Linked DNA regions of Homo sapiens: region 1 is linked to region 2. A link is an interaction called in ENCODE POLR2A ChIA-PET data of the cell type or tissue named here. Cell type or tissue: GM12878. All regions are shown on one strand. Links, peaks and the distances in the headings refer to the core of each region. The heading gives the core; the rest is flanking DNA.

Region 1 (6,035 bases), core at 612-5,611, 310 kb after region 2:
CCTTAATTCTCTATAAATATTGCTCTATTTACACACACACATATAATCTATATATCCTATATTATTAAGATATATCCATTGCTTTTCTTCAATAGGCACAAAGATGCCATTTTTTCAGTATAAAATAAAGACTATGTAATAGAAAGGGGCTTTGGCTCAGGGCTAGGGCTATGTTTAGTAATATTTAAAACGAGGTAGCTATAAAGCATAGCAGTTAATGTGGTGCTATACACTGAATATAGACCTTTTGGGGATAATTAGATCATGATAGCAGAGCCATCATGAATGGGATCAGTGCCCTTATAAAGGAGACCCTAGAGGACTTCTTCAACCCTTCTGCCACATGAGAGTACAGTGAGAAGACAGCTGTCCAGGAGAAGGAGGGAATCAGCTAGCACCTGGATCATGGACTTTCTAGCCTCCAGAACTCTGAGAAACAAATTTCAATTGTTTATACGCCACCCAGTCTATGGTGTTTTGTTATAGAAGACGGAATGAACTAAGACACATGGGCCTTGGAATCTCCAAGACTATTAAGATTTTTTCTTCCTTCACTCACTAATGATTACCATTTGTATGATCTTGAGTAAGTTATCTAACATTTGAGCCTTTTGTTTCTTTATCCTAAAATGAAAATAAATAATATCAACCTCAGATAGATTTTTAAACTTTTTCTAACTTACTTTCTTTCTCTCTTTCTTTTTCTCTCTCTCTCTCTCCTTTCCTTCCTTCTTTCTCCTTTCCCTCTTCCTCCCTCTTTCCTCTCTTTCTCTCCTTCCTTCCTTCCTTCCCTCCTTCCCTCCATCCCTGCTTGCCTTCCTTTCTCTTTTCTTTTCTCTGAAATGCAAGTGGTGCAATCACAGCTCAGCAGTCTCCCACCTCAGCCTCTGGAGTGTTGGGGACTACAGGTGTGTGCCACCATGCCAGGTTATTTTTAATTTTATTTTTGTAGAGAAGAGTTCTCACTCTGTTGCCCAGCCTGGTCTCGAACTTCTGGGCTCAAACAATCCTCTTGCCTCAGCCTCCCAAAGTGCTGTTATTACTGTCATGACCCACTGTGCCCGGCCTACTTTCTATTTTGAAATAATTTTAGGTTTAAAGAGAAGCTGCAATAGTACAAAAAACTGAGGCATACCCTTCACCCAGAGTCCTTTATATTATCAACTTAGATGAGGATAGTACAATGATCAAAACCAAGGAATTAACATGGTTAGAATTCTGTTAACTAAATGACATATCTTCTTTTTAATTTCACAAATTTCCCCTCTAATAGCCTTTTCTCTGTTCCCACAATTATTTAGTGTCCCCTTAGTCTCTGCTAATACGTGGCAGTTCCTCAATCTTTCTTCACCTTTCATGACCCTGACAGTTGAAGGGTGCTAGTTTTTTTTTACCGAATATCTCCAGTTTGGGTTTCTCTGATGTTTTCTCTTGATTAAATTGAGGTTATGCATTTTTGGCAAGAATGCCCCAGAAGTAATGTTGTGTTCCACTCTGATCATATCAAAGAACAGAAGCTATCCATCTGCCCCATTACTGGTAACACTAACTTTGATCCATTGTTTAAGTTAGTAACCTCAGAGAGTTGTTTTTTTACAGGTCCTAGAAAACAGTAGGTCTTCAATAAATGGCAGCTATTATTATGGTAAAGTTCAGACTAAGAACAAGTTTTGAATCAGGTAGACTTGGATTCCAGTTCTCACTCTCCCAGTTTCTGCCATGTGATCATGGGAAAGGTTTTTAACTTCCCTAGTCCTCTTTCCTTCAGTGTACCACAAAAACAAAGCTACCTGAAAAGTTACAAAGTTTTAATCAAGTTACCATAAAGGTTAAATGAAATAACATATGTAAAAGTACTCAGTACCTATGTTTTATAAGTGCTCCATGAAATCAATCACTGTTCTTTTAAGCGAGTTGTCATGTTCTGCGAAATAATCACTATGAACTAAGATAAAGGAACCTGAGATCTGATTACAAAAAAAAAGGTGACTTAGGGGCATGCTGGGAGTAGGAGAGGAAGATGTCAGATGAGCTAGGAAGGCATGGGAGAACCTTGGCCGTGTGACAGCCAATGGCATGTCTCTCTTGTTTCATTTTATTTTTTCCTTGGATAAACAAGTTTTGCAATTAGAGCTTGAGAACACAAAAGGCATTCATGCTTGATTTCTAGCACATTAACCAGATGATGCAAGAGCCGAACCCCTGTTATGTGCTGTGAAGGGCTCTGTCTCACTTGTTCTCTCCTGTAAAACTACTATCCTCTGCTTGCTAGACCCTCTTGTGGGGCTTTTTAGGCTATGACATAGGACATCAAAAATTTTTCTTCTGCAGCTGTCTTTGCTGTTGTACTTGAGTTTAGATTATCAGATGGCAATTCTGCGATGCCTAACACATGGTAGTTATGTTATGAAATAATCCCGCCTTTTAAAATAGAAATCTAACACTGAAGAAACTGGAAAATAAATGTGAAACTAACCCTAGAGGGGTCTTAAGAGGCAAGTCAAAATTGTAAAGACTTCTCCATCAGTCTGCATGAAGAATTATAAAACTAATTATTGTGTCGCAGCCTTTCTGGATTTAACCTCAACTTTGGAAACACATGCCACTACTTACAAGAGTATAGTAACATTTACTGCACTGCAGGATGGAATGCATTACTTCATATAGCTTAGACGGTAATTTACAAAAGCATTATAGCATCCTTATGGGTTGAAGTAATTAGAAAATCAGTATGTGATGCCATAGCTTTTTCTACAGGATACTGTCATTACTAGCTAAGCTCTTCAGCGTCCACACCTTAAAGACTAGGAAGTTAAACAGCTTCCTATGTCCTCTCAATGCCTAAGTGGGAACCTGTATGCTGCTAAAATAAAACGCATGTGTAGTTCTCTGAACAAACCAATGTGACAGATGGAGCTTCATGCTCTGGCTCCTAGGCTAGGAAGGGGACCACAGGCCCAGGTGACGTCTAAGTTGCTATGAGGATTACTGAATTTTCAGAGGCCCAAATTGCCTAGCAGGTTAAGCAGAGAATTGAACAGGGGCCAAGAGTCCCAAGTTCTCTTCTCAGCACACCCCTGCCCCACCTGTGAGATGGAGGGGAGGAAACATCAATTCCCCACTGTCCTGCTCTGCCTAGCAAGGAGGGTGATGATAATAGCTAACACGTACTGAAAGCCTACTATGACCCGAGCTTTTTAAAAGTATAAGCTCACTAAATTCAAAGCAATTCTACAAAAAGGGATAAATGAATATCTATTGACAGGTGAGGAACCTAGGTACTCAAGGTTCCTGGTACTCAAGGTCAAATGGTACCAAGCAACCTGGTACTCAAGGTCAAGTGCCCTACAAAGGGTCACATGTTGAGCGGAGGAGTCCCAACAATAGGCTCCAAAGCCTGTGTGCTCCCCAACTGAGTAGTGCACCTCCAACTGGGGATACCATCGATGATGCTGATAGAAGATTCTGGAATGTGTTTTCAGTTCCTTAAAATGAGTTACCACACCTGGAGACAAATGCTGCCTAAAGGGGGAAATCCATGTAGTTTCACTTTCCTTAACCATTAAGGCAAAGTTATAAAAGCATTCCTTGGGGGTTCTTTCAGAGACTTCCCCTGCTCACTCCCTATCCCAGGTCAAAAAGCCTTCCACAAACACATACACCCACTTCCTCCAAAACTTCCACCATGGAGGGAGCTATTAGAAAAATCAAAGATCCGATTTATATGTGTTTGTGTGGATTTAATTACCTTACGCTATCTCTTTTTTCAAAAAGGACTTTCCCTCTTTATCGAAAAGGCAATATTCTCCCTGTAAGAAGATTCAGGCAATACAGAAATACAGAAAGTTAAATACATAGACAGACAGATAAACAGACACCGCAAGCCAAGCCTCCTCCATCTTATCTTTCAGAGATAACCAGTGCTAACAGGTATATATCCTTCAGGACAAATCTAATTGTCAAATGAAAAAAGCAAGGCGGCAGATTCATAGGTATTGTATATGCTAAAAGAAAATCCTTAGCTAAATTAAATTTAACAGAGGTTAATTGAGCAAAGAACGATTCATGAATCAAGCAGCCTCCCAAGCCACGGTAGGCTCAGAGACTCCAGCACAGCCACATGGTGGAAGATTTATAGAGAGAAAAAGGAAAGTGATGTACAGAAAGTGGAAGTGAGGTACAGAAACAGCTGGAGTGGTTACAGCTTAGTGTTTGCCTTATTTGAATACAGTTTGAACAATTGGCCCCCTTTGATTGACCAAAAATTGGTGATTGGCACAAGAGTAGGTTACAGTCTGTTTACACCTGCATTTAGGTACAGTTCACTATATACAGAGAAACCTTTACACTGAACTTAAAATATTTAAGGAGGCAGCTTTAGACTAAACTTGATTTAACATATGCTACCATTTGTGTAAGAGAGGGAAGGAAGGAGATATGTACATATTTGGTAATAAAAACATACAATATCACTTGAAGGCTTTGAAAGCAACATCCACTATCTCCAGGAAGTAGACCTGGATGGCAAGGGTGGGAGGTACACTTGACATTATGTATCTTTTCATGCCATTTGAATTTTGAACCATGTGAATTTGTTATGTACTCAAAATGTTAACAATTTAATTAAATATTTAAACAAAGCAAATGTACTCCTTAAAAGCCCAAAAGAGGCTGGGTATGGTGGCTCATGCCTGTAATCCCAGCACTTTGGGAAGAAGAAGTGGACAGATCACTTGAGGCCAGAAGTTCAAGAGCAGCCTGGTCAATATTGCAAAACCCTGTCTCTACTAAAAAAAAAAAAAAAAAAAAAAAATTTGCCAGGCATGATGGTGGGTGCCTGTAATCCTAGATACTCAGGAGGCAGAGGCTGCAGCGAGCTAAGTTCGCACCACTGCACTCCAGCCTGGGCGACAGAGCGAGACTGTCTCAAAAAGAAATAAAACAAAAAACAAAAACAGAAGTCCAAAAGAGTGCCTCACATATAGCGAGCGCTTGATATGTACTGTAGAATAAATGGAAAAAGTGGGCCTATATATTTTAACATAATTGGAATTACACTACTTAGATGGCACATGCTGTTTTAAATAACCTACTACATAAAACAATAATAAAACAAAACACCTGATTATTAAGATGAAAAGGCATCCATGATCAGTTCTTAGATAGGAATGATATAAACTAAGAGTGAAATAAGATTTTGGATGTCATCTAGCAACCGGCAAACAAGTCTAGAGCGCCGATGTACAATATGAGGATGATAGGTAATAAAATCATACTGTATATGGGATTCTTACTAAATGAGTAAATTTTTAGCTCCTTTTGCCACAAAAACAAAAATTGAGTAACATATGAAATGATAGTTTCACTATAGTAATTGTTTTACTATCTATATGTAGCCTATAACATCATGTCATATACCTTAAATATATACAATGAAATTTATTTTAAAAAATATCAACTGTCTTCCTGAATATTTTCTCCCAAGAATACTATGGGTAGAGGTCAAAAACAGCCACCTGAATGTCTAGGTGCATCATCCCAAGGGGCTCTAATAAAAGGTGCAGTTTTTTATGTTTATAGTTTACCTTAAAACTACATGTAAATTTTGTGCTTTGCTCTAATAATATAGTCATGGCTGTACTAATATAAAAACCAATCTTTGCCTAAATCTTTAAAAAATATATGCTGTATTTAGCAAGTTACCTCATACTTCTTGGCTTACCACCTTGTATCTGGGGGGAGGTCAAGTACCCAATGTGAAAGTCGCAGGTTCTAGTTAAAGCCTCAAATTATACACAGACTGGGGCCATCAAATCAAAGTGTTTTACTTAAGATCACAAGGCACACACCAGCAAGGCTGAGACTAGGCTATGAGAGCAACTTCCCAGTGAAATAAAAATATTCCACTTTGCTATTTTCTCCTCTTCCTGGCCATCCCCACATGCACACAGCCACTAAAATAAAGGCCTCTGATGTCTCATCAGGCTCTACCAATTTCCATTTATGAAAAGGTTCTTTGGTAGCCCCCTGACCAT
Region 2 (5,000 bases), core at 1-5,000:
TGAACCTGGGAGGCGGAGGTTGCGGTGAGCCGAGATCCTGCCATTGTACTCCAGCCTGGGCAATAAGAGCGAAACTCCGTCTCAAAAAAAAAAAAAAAGTATTCAAGTAAAATCAGTAGTTTTCTGATTGTTTACACAGAATGTCCATGCTTGGTCCTGACTATCTCACTGGAAAAGTCAGGGACTCTAGACTCAACTTCTCTGGTGTGCACAGCCCCATAATGTTTTCATCAAGATTAATTTGGTGTCCTTTTAAGCACTCCTGTTCTTTTCATTCTGTACTTTTCTTGCTGGATCAGGTAGTCAGCACTTCTCTGCAGTCAGTGCTGCAGCACCAGAGTCCCAAAGGATTTGGGAAGTTTCTTTTTTTTTTTGAGATGGAGTCTCACTCTGTCACCCAGGCTGGAGTGCAGTGGTGCGATCTCCGCTCACTGCAAGCTCCGCCTCCCGGGTTCACGCCATTCTCCTGCCTCAGCCTTCCAAGTAGCTGGGACTACAGGCGCGTGCCACCACGCCTGGCTAATTTTTTGTATTTTTAGAAGAGACGGGGTTTCACCGAGTTAGCCAGGATGATCTCGATCTCCTGACCTCGTGATCCGCCCACCTCGGCCTCCCAAAGTGCTGGGATTACAGGCCTGAGCCACGGCGCCCGGCAAGGGAAGTTTACTTTGTACCCAGTGTGCTTGTACCAGATTGGTACTAGATTGGTACCAGATCAATACTTCAGTGGGAAGAAATGGGGAACATCATACAATTTTTCTCAATCACAGTCTTAGGTCTTATCTTTTCTCCAGCTCTTTTCTAGCCAAGTTTTCGTAGATTCTGAGTTTTCCATGTTGTAGTTTTTGTGGAGTTTTTTTGGTTTTGTTTTATTGTGTTTTGGTAATTGTTCTTTATTTCTGTCCAATACTGGGGATTTCCTGTTTTCCATCCATCTCTCCATCCCTTTAGCCTTAGCTTTTTTTTTTTTTTCTTCCGAGACAGAGTCTTGCTCTGTCATCCAGGCTGGAGTGCAGTGACACCATCTCGGCTCACTGCAACATCCGCCTCCCGTGTTCAAGCAATTCTCCTGCCCACACCTCCCATGTAGTTGGGATTACAGGCTCCCGCCACCAGGCCTGGCTAATTTTTTTTCTATTTTTAGTAGAGATGGGGTTTCACCATGTTGGTGAGTCTGCTTTTGAACTTCTGACCTCAAGCGATCTGCCCATTGCAACCTCCGCCTCCCGGGTTCAAGCAGTTATCCTACTTCAGCCTCCCAAAGTGCTAGGATTACAGGCGCGAGCCACTGCGCTCGGCCCTTAGTGTTAAGTCTTGATGCCCCTTCGCCTTCCAGTCTGCAGCCAGAACTCTTCTCCGGATGTGCTGGTTGCCGCTGCCAAATCTTAATTACTTCCCAGACCTTCTATAAGGCCACATGCTATAGGTTTTTTTAATTTGTGGCAAAGCATGATAATACTGAGAAAACAGCTAATGCTTAATAAAACTCTGAAAAAATATAGTTGCTGATATATATTTGTAAGTGATCTGGCTTTTTTTTTTTTTTTTTTTTTTTGAGACGGAGTCTCACTCTGTCGCCCAGACTGGAGTGCAGTGGTGCAATCTCAGCCCACTGCAAGCTCTACCTCCCGGGTTCACGCCATTCTCCTGACTCAGCCTCCTGAGTAGCTGGGATGACAGGCACCCGCCACCACACCTGGCTAATTTTTTTTGCATTTTTAGTAGAGATGGGGTTTCACCGTGTTAGCCAGGATGGTCTCGATCTCCTGACCTCATGATCCACCCGCCTTGGCCTCCCAAGTGCTGGGATTACAGGTGTGAGCCACCATACCCGGCAATCTGGCTTTTTAATGTTTTATTTTCAATCCCTGACATCAGTACTTAGGTGTTACAATTCCAGCTTGAATTATGGTGCCATTTGGTTTCATGGTAATTTATCAGAAACATTCAAAGTCAGATAGGTTTCTGGGTCTTATTAATTAGCCTCAGGGGCAGCCACAAAGTTGCAAACTATATTATAAAGTTAGTGAAACAATCCAGACTTTCTAGGGCGAGAACAGTCAGGACTTTTTAGGGCAAGAGAAATTAATACCATTAGTAAAGGCTCAAGAGGGGACTTGGAGGGAGAAGAAATACTAATTAACATTGGCCAGTGTTCTAGTGTCTAATTAGAAGGCAACACAATTCTAAAGCCTTAATTATCTGTTAATTTAGGAATTGGATCCTGAAATAGCAAGTGCCATAGTTAATGACTTTAGTTTGTTAAATGAACTGGTGAGGGAGGATTTTTTCTTTTTAAAGTCAATTGTTTCCAAATCTTAGCTTTGTAAAATTAAAAAAAAAATTCCAGAATGAAACAAATTAACCTGTTTATGCCCAAGGTTAGAATTTTTTTTGTGAAAAGCCAGATCTTGGCAATGACCTTGAGCAGTAGGATATACATAACTCTGACAAGCTTAGTGTTCCAATAATGGGACACTAGGCATAAATTGGTTAATTTTCCAGATCATCTTCCTGTTGATTTATAAAAGCTGAATTTTGGTCATTTTTCCCTCCTTTTCTACTTTTCTATTGAAGAAACAGATGGAGTTGCTGAAACTGTCAAGTACTCAGCAATTAGAGAGAAGGAGGTAAAGCCCAAAAGCGTTATTAACATATAATTTCCTGCACAGGTTTTTCCCTCTCCCCCTAGACCTGCTTTATTTTACATAATGCCCCTTGCTTTTGACACTCCAGCCTTCTCATTCCTTGGAGATGCCATATGCCCTGCTGCTACGGGGCCTTTGCTTACATTGCTTCCTATGCCTCTACCCTTTGATTGACATCTGTCTGTCTTCTAGGTCTCTGCTCAATTATATTACTTCCTCCTGGACCCTCTGCACTAGGCACACCCCCTGGATAAAAGCAGCTGAAGCATCACATTCTTTAGTAGACTTCTTACAATTGTAATTTTACAATTATTGATGGGATTTGATGAGTTGGACCCTCCCGCTAAATCAAGCCCCATATTTTTAACAACAACTATATTTGAGGGGTCCAGCACAAGCCTGATATTTAGGGATCCAGTGAATATTTGAATGAATGAGAGTACGCATAAATGAAAGGGGACCAGGGCTGTGTATAGTCTGTTACTCTCCAGCCCTGGTCCCTTTTTCCCCAGTTCCCCTCTTTCCCCTTTTACCCTGTCTCCCCAGATGAGGAGCAATACCAAAGATATTTAACAGTCCTGGGTATAGCTATCTGACTGTAAATTGATCACAAAACACATGAAGCTGTGAGTTTAGCAGGTGAGGATGAAAGAAGTTAGCATTGGTTATCTGCTGGATATGAAGTAGTTGAGGATGCATAGTCCTGCTCACCCTGAAAAGATCCCATGGGCTTTAGGTCCCATGGGTTTAGGTTTCTTAGATGTCATGTTTGGCTTTCCAGCTGCAGGCTGCTGATAGGTAACCATGGTAGCTGCCAGGTCTTAAAGTCTCACTTTTGAGATTTACTTAACTTTTTGGAGTCCTGACTTTGAAAATTACCAAAGTAATCCCTGATCTTTATAGAGCAATTAGGAAAAGTAAGAAAAAGAAAAATCATGTGAAATTTCCTCAGCTTGAGGGGAGCCTCTCAAGGTTTAGCACATATATTCTAAGTCCATTTCCCATGCAGACATCAGGCTTAAAAGAATTGAACCTACAGTAGGCCGGGTGCGGTGGCTCACGCCTGTAGCACTTTGGGAGGCCGAGGTGGGCGGATCACGAGGTCAGGAGATTGAGACCATCCTGACTAACACGGTGAAGCTCCGTCTTTACTAAAAAATACAAAAAAATTAGCCAGGCGTGGTGGCAGGCGCCTGTAGTCCCAGCTACTCGGGAGCTTGAGGCAGGAGAAGGGCGTGAACCCGGGAGGCAGAGCTTGCAGTGAGCCGAGATCCTGCCACTGCACTTCAGCCAGGGTGACAGAGCAAGACTCCGTCTCAAAAAAATAATAATAAATAAATAAATAAATAATTGAACCTACAAAAAATCAGCTACCCCAAATTAACCAACCATTGAACTTTTCAGTGTATTTTTTTCTGTTCTTGTTTTTTAACTTTAACCTTTTCTAGATGACGGTATGTGTGTGTGTGTGTGTATTTACATTTGCAGCCTACTTTTTTTCTTAATGTGAACTTATTTAACCCATCTTTGAGACTTTTGTGAATATAATTTTTTTGTTCTTAAACCGTATCATAATTTATTTAATAATCTTCTAATATTAAATGTTATTTATGAAATGTTTCATAAATTTCATAAATGTTTCATAAATAAATAGAAAAGTTCAGAGAGAAACCACAAGTGCTAAGAAAATGTAGCACCTAGCATCAGTGGTTTTGTATCTTGCCACATTTGCTTCAAAGGTGCCTACCCACCATATTCGTCCTTAACTCTAATCATTTTGGGTGGGGATTCCTTGGTATCTCTGCCTTTTTATTCTTTTTTTGTTTTTGAGACAGGATCTCCCTCTGTTGCCCAGGCTGGAGTTCAGTGGTGGAGACAGCTCACTGCAGCCTCAAACTCCTGGGCTCAAGCCATCCTCCCATCTCAGCCTCCTGAATAGCTGGCTAGGACCACAGGTGTTCGCCACCATGCCTGGCCAACTTTTTATTCTTTTTACCTAGAGAGGGATTTCATTTTTATCCCTTATAGATAACCTTTATTGTGTAGTTGTTCTTTTCTTCATTGACTATTATGTATGAACGTTTGTGTGTGTTTATGTGAAAATAAAATCAGGCCTCCATGGAATTGTGGGTCTGTTTCTGCCCTCTGCTGTTTGTTTTGTTTCTCTGCTGTTTGCCAGTATCATAATCTTAAATACTGCAGATTTCTAATGTCTTATTAGGGCAAGTCCCCATAATCTCTTTTTATTCAGAATTGTCATGGTTATCAATCTTTGGCTTTTTACTTTTCTGTGTGAATTTGAGGATTATCTTTTACTTATTTATTTATTTTTTTGAAATAGAGTTTCAGTCT

What was found. Peaks named below come from ENCODE experiments on the same cell type or tissue, not always from the same donor. Only the 100,000 strongest peaks of a DNase experiment are listed, where the experiment ranks them.
Region 1: POLR2A ChIA-PET joins it to region 2 with 5 read pairs; 2 of 35 experiments call an interaction of 5 or more read pairs at or near these places.

What each region holds. Positions count from the first base shown.
Region 1 is chr10:50,383,683-50,389,717 of GRCh38, forward strand. The region is part of intron 6 of SGMS1 (sphingomyelin synthase 1); the gene reads right to left. Among named protein-coding and RNA genes, the nearest start is that of ASAH2, 140 kb to the left of the region's middle. In GM12878, for the core only: no CTCF peak of the experiment used is centred there; no DNase peak of the experiment used is centred there; H3K27ac peaks cover 1,137 bases.
Region 2 is chr10:50,070,950-50,075,949 of GRCh38, forward strand. The region is part of intron 3 of WASHC2A (WASH complex subunit 2A); the gene reads left to right. Among named protein-coding and RNA genes, the nearest start is that of WASHC2A, 5.5 kb to the left of the region's middle. In GM12878, for the core only: a CTCF peak has its summit at 4,803 (motif pointing left); no DNase peak of the experiment used is centred there.